2 separate regions of the Homo sapiens genome follow, and region 1 is linked to region 2. A link is a contact called in ENCODE Hi-C or POLR2A ChIA-PET data. All regions are on one chromosome and are shown on one strand. The core of a region is the stretch at or near the end of the contact, and the rest is flanking DNA. Distances in the headings are between cores, read along the strand shown. Region 1 holds the start of MTARC2 (mitochondrial amidoxime reducing component 2). Region 2 holds the start of MARK1 (microtubule affinity regulating kinase 1).

Region 1 (5,531 bases), core at 1-2,500, 220 kb before region 2:
GTAATCTCAGCTACTTGGGAGGCTGAGGCAGGAGAATTGCTTGAACTTGGGAGATGGAGGTTGCAGTGAGCTGAGATAGTGCCACTGCACTCCAGCCTGAGCTACGAAGTGAGATTCTGTCTCAAAAAAAAAAAAAAAAAAAAAGAAGAAGGCATCTTAATCCTAAGTATGAAATGTCTATGTGTCAGGCCCAAAAGTCCCAAAGTTCCAGGCTGTGAACAACTCTGCCTATGGGAGAAGGGGGGACACTATTCCCTTAATGGCAAGTATCACCTCTGCCCCAGAGTCCCCATGCCACTTGCTCATCCTTCATCAAAGTGTATCAGGCCTCCAGGGCACCCCCAGGATTGGAGAAATGTGAGGAACAAGGCCCAGCAAGGCCTAAGCCAATGTCCTTGAACAACACTTGGTTTCTTTCTTGCTGCTTTCTAGTGCCAATAGCTTTATTTTTCTACTTTGGTATACTAGGATAGAATCACAAACTTTAGAGCTAAGGAGACTTGGAGATACAGGTCAGACCCCCTCCTGTTACAGAGGAGGAATCTCTCGTCTAGGGAAGGGCAAGGGATTGCCCCTACCTACTTTACCAAAAATAAACCTGGCATGAACTTGGCCTTCCCAGATAAACGACCAACGGCCCAACAGTCAGCCCAGAAACTCAGGTGGCAAACCTCTATAGTCCTTCCCAGATAGATCGGGCCCCACCTGCCCCCCCGCTCCTCATCCCAGGCAGGCTCCGCGCTGCCCCGCGCCCGCGCTGTGCTGTACCTGTCCCGCAGGTTGCCGCTGCGCAGCCCCATGGCCGTGCACTCAGCCTCGCTCACCGGCACCCCTTTGCAGGATTTCACCGGGTAGATCCAGAGCTTCGCCACGGTGCCCACCTGCTGCAGCCGCCGGCGCCGCCTGGGCCATGCGCGGCGCCAGGCGACAGTCCCCAGGGCCACGGCGGCCAGTCCTAGCGCGGCGACCCCGAGCCACCTGGGCCAGGGCCGGGCTGGGAGGCCGAGGCGGGCCAGCGCGGAGGAGCTGGAAGCGCCCATGGCAGAGCGAGGGCGGGCGCGGACCGGCGCACAGACCCGGCAGCGACCGGAGACCGGGAGGACGAGGAGGCCCTTAAGGATCCGGGCAGGCGAGAGGAGTCAAAGTTGACCCAACTACGGACCCTCTCACACTTTCACCGCCGAGACGGCAGAGCAGTTCCGCGGAGAGCGGGAATGCCTTAATGCGGTGACCAAGCCTGCGCGGTAATGGAGGAAGACAGGCAGACAGCGGCGGGGGTACCCTGGGCGCCGTGGGAGCGACGCCGCCCAAAGCAAGCGAGCTAATGGGGCGGCCTCTGGGGTGGTCAGTGTCTCCTCCCTCTTCCCCGCCCCTACAACACGACAGTTACCCATGCAACATGACCTTCAGCGCCAGCACTCTGCCACCCCCTTCTCTGCTAATACTGCACGCTTAGTCGCTCGACAAGATCACCGCAGAACGTGAAGGCGGGTTGCCCAACGGAGGATTTACAAACATTTGGGAACGACTTTTTCTGGCAGGTCGCTGTGAGAACTGCAGGACTTTCTGCACACAAAGACACAGTCTAAACCTCTGCACTCAAAGACGAGGAACTCTAGCGTGGCTTATAGGAGCATGACTCAAGGTCCCCCACCCTCCGCTGCCGCCTAACCTCGACCCCAGTAAAATGTCTTCCCGAGAAAGCTCAAGGCAGCCAGGAGAATTCCCCGTTTATTCTAGCCAACACCCGATGGTAAAGCCCCTGACCTCCCTTTTTTAGGATATTTTCTTAAAAGGGCTTACAACTGTGAATCCTTTCTCTGTTGCTTTGAGATGTATATGTATCGCCTACACCTCAGAAGTGTCTTTCTCAAGGACCTGAAAGCCATTGCTCTGAAATGCAGTCATGGGGAGGATAGGCCTCTGTCCCCCAGTCTCTGTGGGAGGATAGAATCCCAGCTTCATAACGGCCAGCTCCAGGCACAGCTGCCCGTCATTAATACTGACCGCCCCTTCATGATTTTTCACTTGATCCCCTGCTAGCTTCCCGGCCCTATTCTCTCCTTCACCCTTTAAAACGCCCATTCTGCTATGCACAAATGAGAATGATCAGCTTTTTCTCCTACTGTAAGTAGTTACTGAGTAAAATCTGTTTTCATGGTTTAACTAATGTCTGGCTTTGTTGATCTTTAACACCTCCATTCAAGCAAGCTATTGGGTTAACAGTGGATTTTCTCAGACAAATTAAGGTTTGAAGTCTTTCAAGTTTTTTGTTGTTGTTCTGTTTTTCAAAAGTTTGTCCCTTAAACTGTGGCACAGTTCTAGGAAAGTTTAAGGAGGCCAACCAGTGGGCCACCCCCCAAATCTGGGCTGGCCACCTCCAGAGAAAGGGGCCCGTTCTGGAGTGTGGGAAGAGACTCCGGGAAGGATGGAGAACCAGAGGAGCCAGGTTCCCTTTGGCTGTTCCTTGTGAAAAGTGAAAGACAAAACAGGGCCTGAATCTCTCCCCACCCAGGAAAAAACCTCAGGCCAGCAGAATTAGTCCCTCAATCCCCATACATTTACATCATGCTTGGCAGCTGCGACTTATGGATTTGTTTTTTAAGCATGGTGTGGTGAATGTGATGTGTGTACACTTGTAGCTGACCCCCTTTGCCTCTCCCAACTCCTGAGGAGGGTCAGAGTCCTCCCTGCCCACAAGCCTGCTGTCAGAGTGAGGGGCTTACAAAGCCATCGCCTCGCTATACGTGAGCTCCCAGACAGGGCAAATGTCTTATTGATTAATCATCTCTTTCTTTCACCACATAGATATTGATCATTCACCAGGCTTCGTCCTAGATTGGCACTGGGGATTTAAAGTTTAGAAGAAGCTGCCCTTCCATCCAGTTCACTGACTCCCCAGAAGACTGACACCTCCCCTGCAAGTCTAGAGGATAATGTCAGAGGAGAAGCAAGGTCAAGATGCAGAGGATGCAGAGGCAAAAGAGCAGCTGAATCTCAGGACAGTGCTGTTTTCAGAGGGCGGAGCTTTGGAGCTGAGACTTGAACATGAGGAGGGGCTTGGAGATGGGTAAAGGAGAGGATTCTGGGCAAAAGGAGCAGCACGTGCAATAGCCTGAAAAAATGGAAGGAACAAGAGAGTGTGGCATGTTTGGGCAACCACCAGCAATCCAGCTGTATTAGGATGTACCTGTGCATGCAGCAGGTGGCGGGAGTTGAGGCAGGACAGGTGGGCAGAGGTCAGATCAACAGGCATCTTATCTCTACTTAATGTGGAGACACCTCAGAATTCTGAACAACAGTCTGGCATGATTAGACTTGGGTGCTAGGAAGGCCATTCTGGCTGCTCTGAGAAAGAGTAACACCAAAGATGGTTAGATGAGTTGCAAATGCCCTAGTTCAGGCTGATGTAATTCCAAATCAAGGAAAAATAACAGTGGGGCTGGAGATAGACATGTGGTTAGGAGAGATGGTCAGGGGACAGAATTAACAAGAGATAGTGATGACAGAACACAGAGCCAGAGGGAGAGGAAGAGCCCACGGGGCCTCCTGGCTCTGTGGCATAAAAGTCTGGGGTGGGATGGGGGTACCATTCTCAGAGATTAAGAATTCAAGAGAAGCTGGGCACAGTGGCTCACACCTGTAATCCCAGCACTTTGGGAGGCCGAGGTGGGCGGATCAGGAGGTCAGGATATCGAGACCATCCTGGCTCACATAGTGAAACCCCGTCTCTACTAAAAATACAAAAAATTAGCCAGGCATGGTGGTGGGCATCTGTAGTCCCAGCTACTTGGGAGGCTGAGGCAGGAGAATGGTGTGAACCCAGGAGGCGGAGCTTTCAGTGAGCCGAGATCGCGCCACTGCACTCCAGCCTGGGCGACAGAGAGAGACTCCGTCTCAAAAAAAAAAAAAAGAGAATTCAAGAGAAGAAGATAGTCTGGGAAAAAAGATGATGAGCCTATTGTGAACAGCGAGTGAGAGGTATCTTTGAGACATCAAAGAAGAAATAGTTACCTAGATAGATGGGTAACTTGACCTTTCCATGCTTCCACCTCCTCATGTGCAAAATGATGGGGATAGACATCAAGTGAGGAACTTTGCCATGGTGAGTGCTGCCAAGTCTTTGCTGTCTTCACCAGCCATTATCTATCATAGCCTGCCCTGTTTAAGCTTCACCAATGCTGGGGTTGGGGGTGCCTTCAGGGGAGCAGGGAAATTCCTTATCAGTAATGTGTACATTTGCAGCCCAGCATCTTCATTTGTAGAATTAGTGAGGGGTGATGAGAGGCTGTATTAGTCCATTCTCACACTGCTATAATGAAATACCTGAAGCTGGGTCATTTATCAAGAAAAAATGTTTAATTGGCTCATAGTTCTGCAGTCTGTACAGGAAGAACGGCGGCTTCTGCTTCTGGGAGACCTCAGGGAGCTTTTACTCATGGTGGAAGACAAAGCAGCAGTGGATGTCTTACATGATAGGAGCAGGACCCAGAGAGAGGGGGGAGGTTCCACATGCTTTTAAACAGCCAGATCTCATGAGAACTCACTCTCAGGATGATAGCACCAAGGGGAATGGTATTAAACCATGAGAAACCAGCCCCATGATCCAATCACCTCCCAGCAGGCCTTAACTCCAACACTGAGGGTTGCAATTGAACATGAGATTTGGTTGGGGACACAGATCCAAACCATATCAAAGGTTGAGGATTCATGAGTCTAATTGGCTGTTTGCATATCTTTTTTCCCTTCTGATTTGAATCAACTTATCTATTTTTTTGTTAATTTATAAGATCCTTTTATAAATTAAGAAAATTACCCTTTTATCATGCCTTCCCAAGTCATAACTTTTTCCCCTAGTTTGTCATATTTTGGCAACTTCTGCTTAGGAAAAATCTTTCTAGTGAATAAGACATCATTGTCTGCCTAGAGGCACTGACATAGATAAAGAAAACTCTGTCAATTAAAATATCAACCAAGAAACCAGAGAAAAAAAGAAGCCTAAAACCCAAATATTACCTTGCTTAGCCAGGTCCTCTTCAGGAAGGTGAGTACCCAGCAGCCAATGGAAGTATTCATCAGGGCCATGTAGCAGTTTGTCTTTCCTGGGGAGATGAGCACATCAGATTATCAGGCAGTGAGGATAGTCAACCTTCAACCCATATAACAAATCTCATGACGCAGGCTAGGCTAAAATATTGTAACAACCTCAACATCTCAATGCTCTAACAAAATAAAAGTTTATTTCTCACTTACATCCCAGTTTGATGCAGGCCAAACATTAATCAAAGGTCCCCTTAGGCCAGGCCCAGTGGCACACACCTGTAATCCTAGTGCTTTGGGCGACTGAGGCAGGAGGATCACTTGAGCCCAAGAGTTCAAGACCAGCCTGGGCAACATAATGAGACCCTGTTTCTACAAAAAATTTAAAACAACAGAAAAAGAGAGAATGAGGCAGGCATGGTGGTGCATGCTTGTAATACTAGCTACTTTGGACACTGAGGCAGAAGAGCCGCTTAAACTCAGGAGTTTGA
Region 2 (5,696 bases), core at 2,593-5,092:
TAATGATAATATATTATCTATATCCATGGTGGAATTATCCAAATAAAATCTAACAAAAGAAAAAAAGAGAAATCTTTTTTACTCTTTTTCTGGACTTACTGTTTATAATCTAAAATCAAACACATTTTGCATAGATTCTATTATCTGCAACACATTTTTTTTACTTTACTACAAAGTGTTTATTGCCTTAAAAGTTAATCATTGGTTGTCCTGTTGTATTTAGCCCGTTGAGGCCTATTAACAAGGCACACACAAATCTTTCATCAAAGAAAATACTCCTGAAAAAGTACACATAGACTGTTCTTAGAGAAAAGCAATTCTTTCTCATTCTACTATATATAGCAGTAGTATATAAGAGATCAGTGCTATAATATTCCTCTTTTGGGATTTTTATTTATCCTGAATATATATTAGTGACACTGAGAAGGGTAGATATTATATATTCCCAAGGACACAAAATCCAAATACGTTATATGGATGACCAAAGAAATGTTTATATTAACTGCAAACGACAACGAAATATCAAGATGGTGTTTTAAATTACTGTATTTGTTGATTTTAATTTCTAAGGAAAATAAAATGTTTTTAGTTAGTGTCCTTGATATACCAAAGGACTTAGAACCCTTTAATAGTCATATGAATATAAAAGTTTTGTAACTATTTTTAAAAATATGTCATGTAATTGAAAATGACTATAAACAAAAATACATTTTGGCTGCCATACTGGCATTAATATATTAGCTAACAAGCAGGCTTGTTACTTTATTTCATCGATGAGAAGTAAAAATGGATGATGCCATTTACTACCAACTAGAGAATAAAGAGAGTCACCAATGGTGATTTCGTAGCCATCAGTGGTGGCCTCTTTGATAAACACCTATAACACCTATAAACCAATTTAGCCCTATTTACACAATGTCTTCTACCATACATTACTTGTTTGGGATTATTATCTCTTCTGTAAGCTCCTTGCAGGGAGAGACTTTATCTTAAACACTACTTCTATATCCCCTTCCCAACCCTTTACCTAAAAAATGAACATGCTGAGTGCATACTTATTAATTGACAGGTGTCATATAATAGATATTTTCCACAGCAATTAGGAGAAAATAAGGTGTGGGTAAAGTAAGCTAAATGGAGATATCATTATGTACAACACAATAAGGCACAAGACCATAAAAGTGACTTTGAAATAACATGTTCAGAAACAGCAAATCAGTTTATACAGCATAATCATTTTCAGAAGGTACTCACAACAAAATTTATCATACTATTATTGCTTAGCTTTAAAATCCTTTTTTGTGTGTTCTTACATGAGAAGCTGCATTTTGTGCTATTCCTTAATGCATATTTCTATAATTATATCTCATGTCTTTATGAAGTACCTTATTCATACAAGTATGAGAAAAGCTATACTATTCAAAATCTAAAAGAAAATAAAAACAATGTATTTTTCCACTCCTCCTGGGTTAACACATACAGTAATTTGCTAATAAAAACAAAGGTTATCATCTGTCATACTTTTCATTCACACTCTTGAATGACAGGCATTTTTTTAATGTTCCTGTTAGAAAAATTCTGTGCCAACTCGGCTTTAAAACCAACTCAAACCAAAATATCCATCTTTTTCTCTGAACTTGTTCAATCTCTCAATCAAAATTATGTATCAATTATATTTTCTAAAATAGTTATGATGCAAATGAAGTTCTAATTTATGATAGCAGCAGCCTTACACTATCTTTCCCATTTAAATGCACGGCGCTAGGGAAGACAAAAGCATACTCTGAAACATCTTCACAGGTCCTCTAACAATGGTCTCTTAGTAGAATTTCTTCTCTCTTTGTATAGTTATATTAAATTTCTGTGCTTCCCTCCTAAGATGAAATCATCTGTTTATACCCCTCCAACAACTCAGAAGTGAGCTTGTATCCTTTCTCTCATGCCTTTTGTCTAAGAACACCAAAGCGCTTCGTTATTTTATTTTACCAACCCCATGAAGTCAGTGGTATATCAAAAGCTGGACGGCTGATGAGATAACTAGACAGAGAGCTCTGGACAGCTGACCAAAACTTAGTACCCCTCTAGGTCCTTAAAATCAGTCGGAAAATCAGCCAAGCCCTATTTACAGGTCTTGAGTGTTTTAAACAAAAACAAAAACAAGAAAACCTTCCCACAAAGGAACTTGCACACACACACACAACTGTACTTTTCAGAAGGTGGAAATACAAGGGATCTTGTTCTTTTCGTTTTTCAAGAGTTTAAAAGCCCGGCACATCTGCATCTTGATAACAGCTCCAGAGGGCAATCTGATCAAAGACACAGAAAATCCCTCCTTTAAAGATGTGCACCTTGTGACACTCCAAGGAGGAGAGATATTTAAAGTAAAACCTGCCCTGCATCATTATCACTGACTTAAGGAAGAGATTAAAAAGCCCTTGGCTTCATGTGGCTTTTCAACATTTTGCTGTAACCCCAGGGCCATAGATGCTGTTCGTGAAATTCTTCTACTCATCCCTACTAAGAGTGTCACAGCAGTATAAACTCATACACAAACACGCACACATCTCCACTTCCATTCCCATCCTTCTCGCTTTGGTGCCCATGACCCAAAATGTGGACACAATGTTACAAAAAGCAAAGTCATGGGGCAATGCGGGGGGAGGAGGGGAGAGTGCAAAGGATTGAAAGATCCAGAAAAGCAAGAGTGTGAGAGGTAGCCGGCTCGTCTGCTATTGTAAAGCAAGCATTCATTCGGGTGGGGGCACAGAATGCAGAGGTAGAAATAAAGCAATCCTGACTGCCCACTCTGCCATCCCATTCTGCTTCTCTGCCCTCCATCACCCCATCCGCCCCTGGAGGACCACCTCCGAGCGAGAGGGCGCCACTTACGGTTCCCTACCCTCACCCTTGAGGGGAAACAAGCGAAATGGGGTTGGAATGAAGAATAGGGCTGAGCAGTGGGTGAGGGTCACGCCGGGCTCCAGGTGGAGACCCTGCCGCGGGTGGCCGCGCCGAGGCACGGGGGACGGCCCAAGCGCGGGTGAAGTGGGGATCAGAGGAGGGTCTCGCCCCCACTGCTCCCGAGGGAGGCTCCGGTTACTCACATTTTCCGTGTCCCGCTCGTTCACCGTCGGCAATGGCGTCCGGGCCGACATTTTGTGCGGGCAGCGGGGTCTGGCCGGGGTCTCGCCGGCCGGGCTGTGGTGCGGGCCCCGGGGGGCGACAGGAAAGGGGTGCGGACGCGAGCACAAGGCCGGGGCGAGCGGCTCCCGCAGGCCGCGGGGCGGTGCAACAAGCGGCCCCGGCGGGGGAAAGAGGGAAGAGGACGCGGAGGAAGAGGAGGGGGAGCCGCTTCCCGCGGCGGCGCCGCCGGGGTATGCGGACAGTAACGAGGGAGGGCTTCGGGCGAGGCGGTTGCCCGGCGCTGGCGGGGCGGCGAGGCTGGCAGGATGAGGCGTGGAAGGGGAGCCGGGAGGCGGTGGCGAGCCCCGCTAGGCTCTCCGGACCATGGGTGAAGGTGAAGCCGGTGCCTCAAATCACTGCCTGGCTCGTCCTGGCGAGCGCCTGGGCGTCAGGAACCGCGGCCCTGACAGCGTCACCCGCGCCGCGCCCCGTTCTCCGCCTCAGGTGTACGGCGCCGCCCGACCCAGCCGCATCCACGCGCCCGGGGCCCAGCGGCGGCGGCGCCCGATCCCCCGGCGCGAATGTCTCGGCTCGGTCCGCGCGGTCACAGCCACCGCCGCCGCCGCGCCTCAGTCAGGAGGAGCGGCCCGAGCCGGCTGCGCGCGGAGCAGCGGGCGCGGCACGCAGCGCCCAGAGGCACTTGGCGGCCGCCGCCGGGTGGGCGGGCGCCAGCCGAGGGGGCCTCTCCATTCATTCCCTCATTAGGGATGCGGGGCCGCCTCCTCCTCCTCCTCCTCCTCCTTTTTCTCCTCCTCCTCCTCCCGCGCTCTCTTGCCCGCCTGTCCCTGTGTTTATTTTTGTTTCGTGCCCCACCCGCAGAGTTTACGGTCGTCTAAGAGCCTCTGGTGGTTTTATTTTTATTCGTGTTTGGTTTTTGCCGGGTTGAGGGTGAGAGAGAGCTGATGTGAATCAGTGGCTTTTTTTTTTCTTTTTCTTTCTTTCTGTTTTTGTTTGTTTGTTTGTTTGTTTGTCCGTTTCATTGGAGAAGAATTGGATTCAATCCTACCCTGGATCCTACCCCTCCTTTTCTCCTACCTCGGGACTTTTACCATTCTTAAATTCTACTCCTCCTCCCCCGTTTCCACGCTTTCTCAATCCCTATCCTCGCCTGAGCCCTCTGTCAGTCTCCTTCTCTAGGGAGCCGTTAGGTTCAGGGTCACCCTCAGAGTTTGGCAAAAAGCACAGAAGCCCCTAGAAGCGCCAGCAGCCTAGGGAGGCGGCTGGAGACTCAGTACAAGTGGGTCTCAGCCCCCGACGGCGCGGCCTCTTCGGGAATGGGGCCGGCGGAAGACGTCTCGCTCTGGGCGCCCTGCAGCACCCTCGGAGTGGGTGAGACCCGCGAGTCACAACATCTACACTGGCTGATCGTCACTTCCTGGGACACAAGGAAGTGTCACTTAGGCGAGCCTGTTTAGGGAGGATGGAGAGCTGTGTCTGATTTGGGCCCTGTCCTCCCTCTTCCAGGTGGCTTCCTCACACTTCCACCCACCTGCCTCAAGACATCCTGTAGGCACCCGCGTCTGTAGTGCATTGTCCAGGACCCATTCGCCTTTTATAAGCAAGGCTGCATTTTTTTTTAATCTCATTTGAGAGCTTACATTTTGCACATTCAGCCTGTAGAACGAAAACCTTATCGTCTCTCTATTCTTCTTTGCAACATTTCTTTTTCACTTCCTTTCATGGATGGGCAGGAAGACAAAAGGAATGAAAGATAGGAGCGGATACATTGATTTTCTGAGCTGCTTCAGTATGCCTCCAGTGGAATTCTTATAATGGTGGGAAATTTCTCGTCTCTTCTGAATTTCCTCCATTTGAAAGAAGAATCCCTGAACCAGATGGTTTTTATCCTGACTCATTAAAGGTTGTTTCTGAAAAGTTAACACTTGACCCTTGAAGCATGGGTCCAAAAGACCTGAAAATAGCAAACACAAAAATCCTTTGAGGAAAGAAGCAATTCTCACCCAGTCTATATTCACTTCTAGAACACCATCTGTGTACTTATTTCTTTAGCATTTTCTCTTGTAACCACTTACCAATTTCACAAAGCAAATGAAAAAAAAAAAAAAAACAAGATCCCTTTGGTGGTCATCACCACTTCTCAAACAGAATTTAGGCAGCGGAACTGCAATGCTGCCTCCTGAACTATGATGTGTTACTGAGAATGTCAAGCATTTACGTGCCCTCTGCAGAAAATCCTGAATCACCAAGATACATTGAAGTTGCAAGGGCATAATCCTGTATTTTTCTGGTTATTTTCTGGTTAACTATTGCGACGGCTGCCTGTAGGGGCTGCCATCACAGTGTCAGCGGCATCACTGACTGCTGCAGCCACACAAGGGTACCTAGTGTTGCAATAGTACCTGAGTTAACCTAGCAATAAACAAGTAGCTGTGAAAAGGCGTTCAGCCCCATTGGAATATGAATCATTCCTTCAGCTGGTAGTATGTATTTTGCTCTTTAAAGTATACTCACATATTTTTCTATCTTTATAATCGTGGTGACCCTGACAGGCA

What was found. A loop is a pair of places that touch in the nucleus more often than their neighbours do. ChIA-PET counts read pairs that join two places held with the same protein, here RNA polymerase II (POLR2A). Pooled maps may share reads with other maps.
Region 1: a loop to region 2 is called in a map of heart left ventricle, with 4 times the contacts of the local background. The contact joins the promoter of MTARC2 here to the promoter of MARK1 in region 2. A Hi-C loop is called at or near these places in 5 of 168 maps with a recorded cell type or tissue (Right ventricle myocardium inferior, ascending aorta, endothelial cell of umbilical vein and 2 more), 3 of 37 single-sample maps with no recorded cell type and 19 of 50 pooled maps. POLR2A ChIA-PET finds 5 or more read pairs at or near these places in 1 of 52 experiments (WTC11).

The regions. Positions count from the first base shown.
Region 1 is chr1:220,744,041-220,749,571 of GRCh38, reverse strand. It overlaps MTARC2 (mitochondrial amidoxime reducing component 2), which reads right to left and starts at 1,250. Exons shown (of 8, transcript NM_017898.5): 1 at 769-1,250. The coding sequence starts at 1,040. It overlaps LOC124904516 (a long non-coding RNA gene), which reads left to right and starts at 757. Exons shown (of 2, transcript XR_007066884.1): 1 at 757-1,753; 2 at 2,809-5,252.
Region 2 is chr1:220,526,282-220,531,977 of GRCh38, reverse strand. MARK1 (microtubule affinity regulating kinase 1) reads right to left here and starts at 3,842. Exons shown (of 18, transcript NM_018650.5): 1 at 3,105-3,842. The coding sequence starts at 3,155. RefSeq lists a silencer at 3,479-3,778.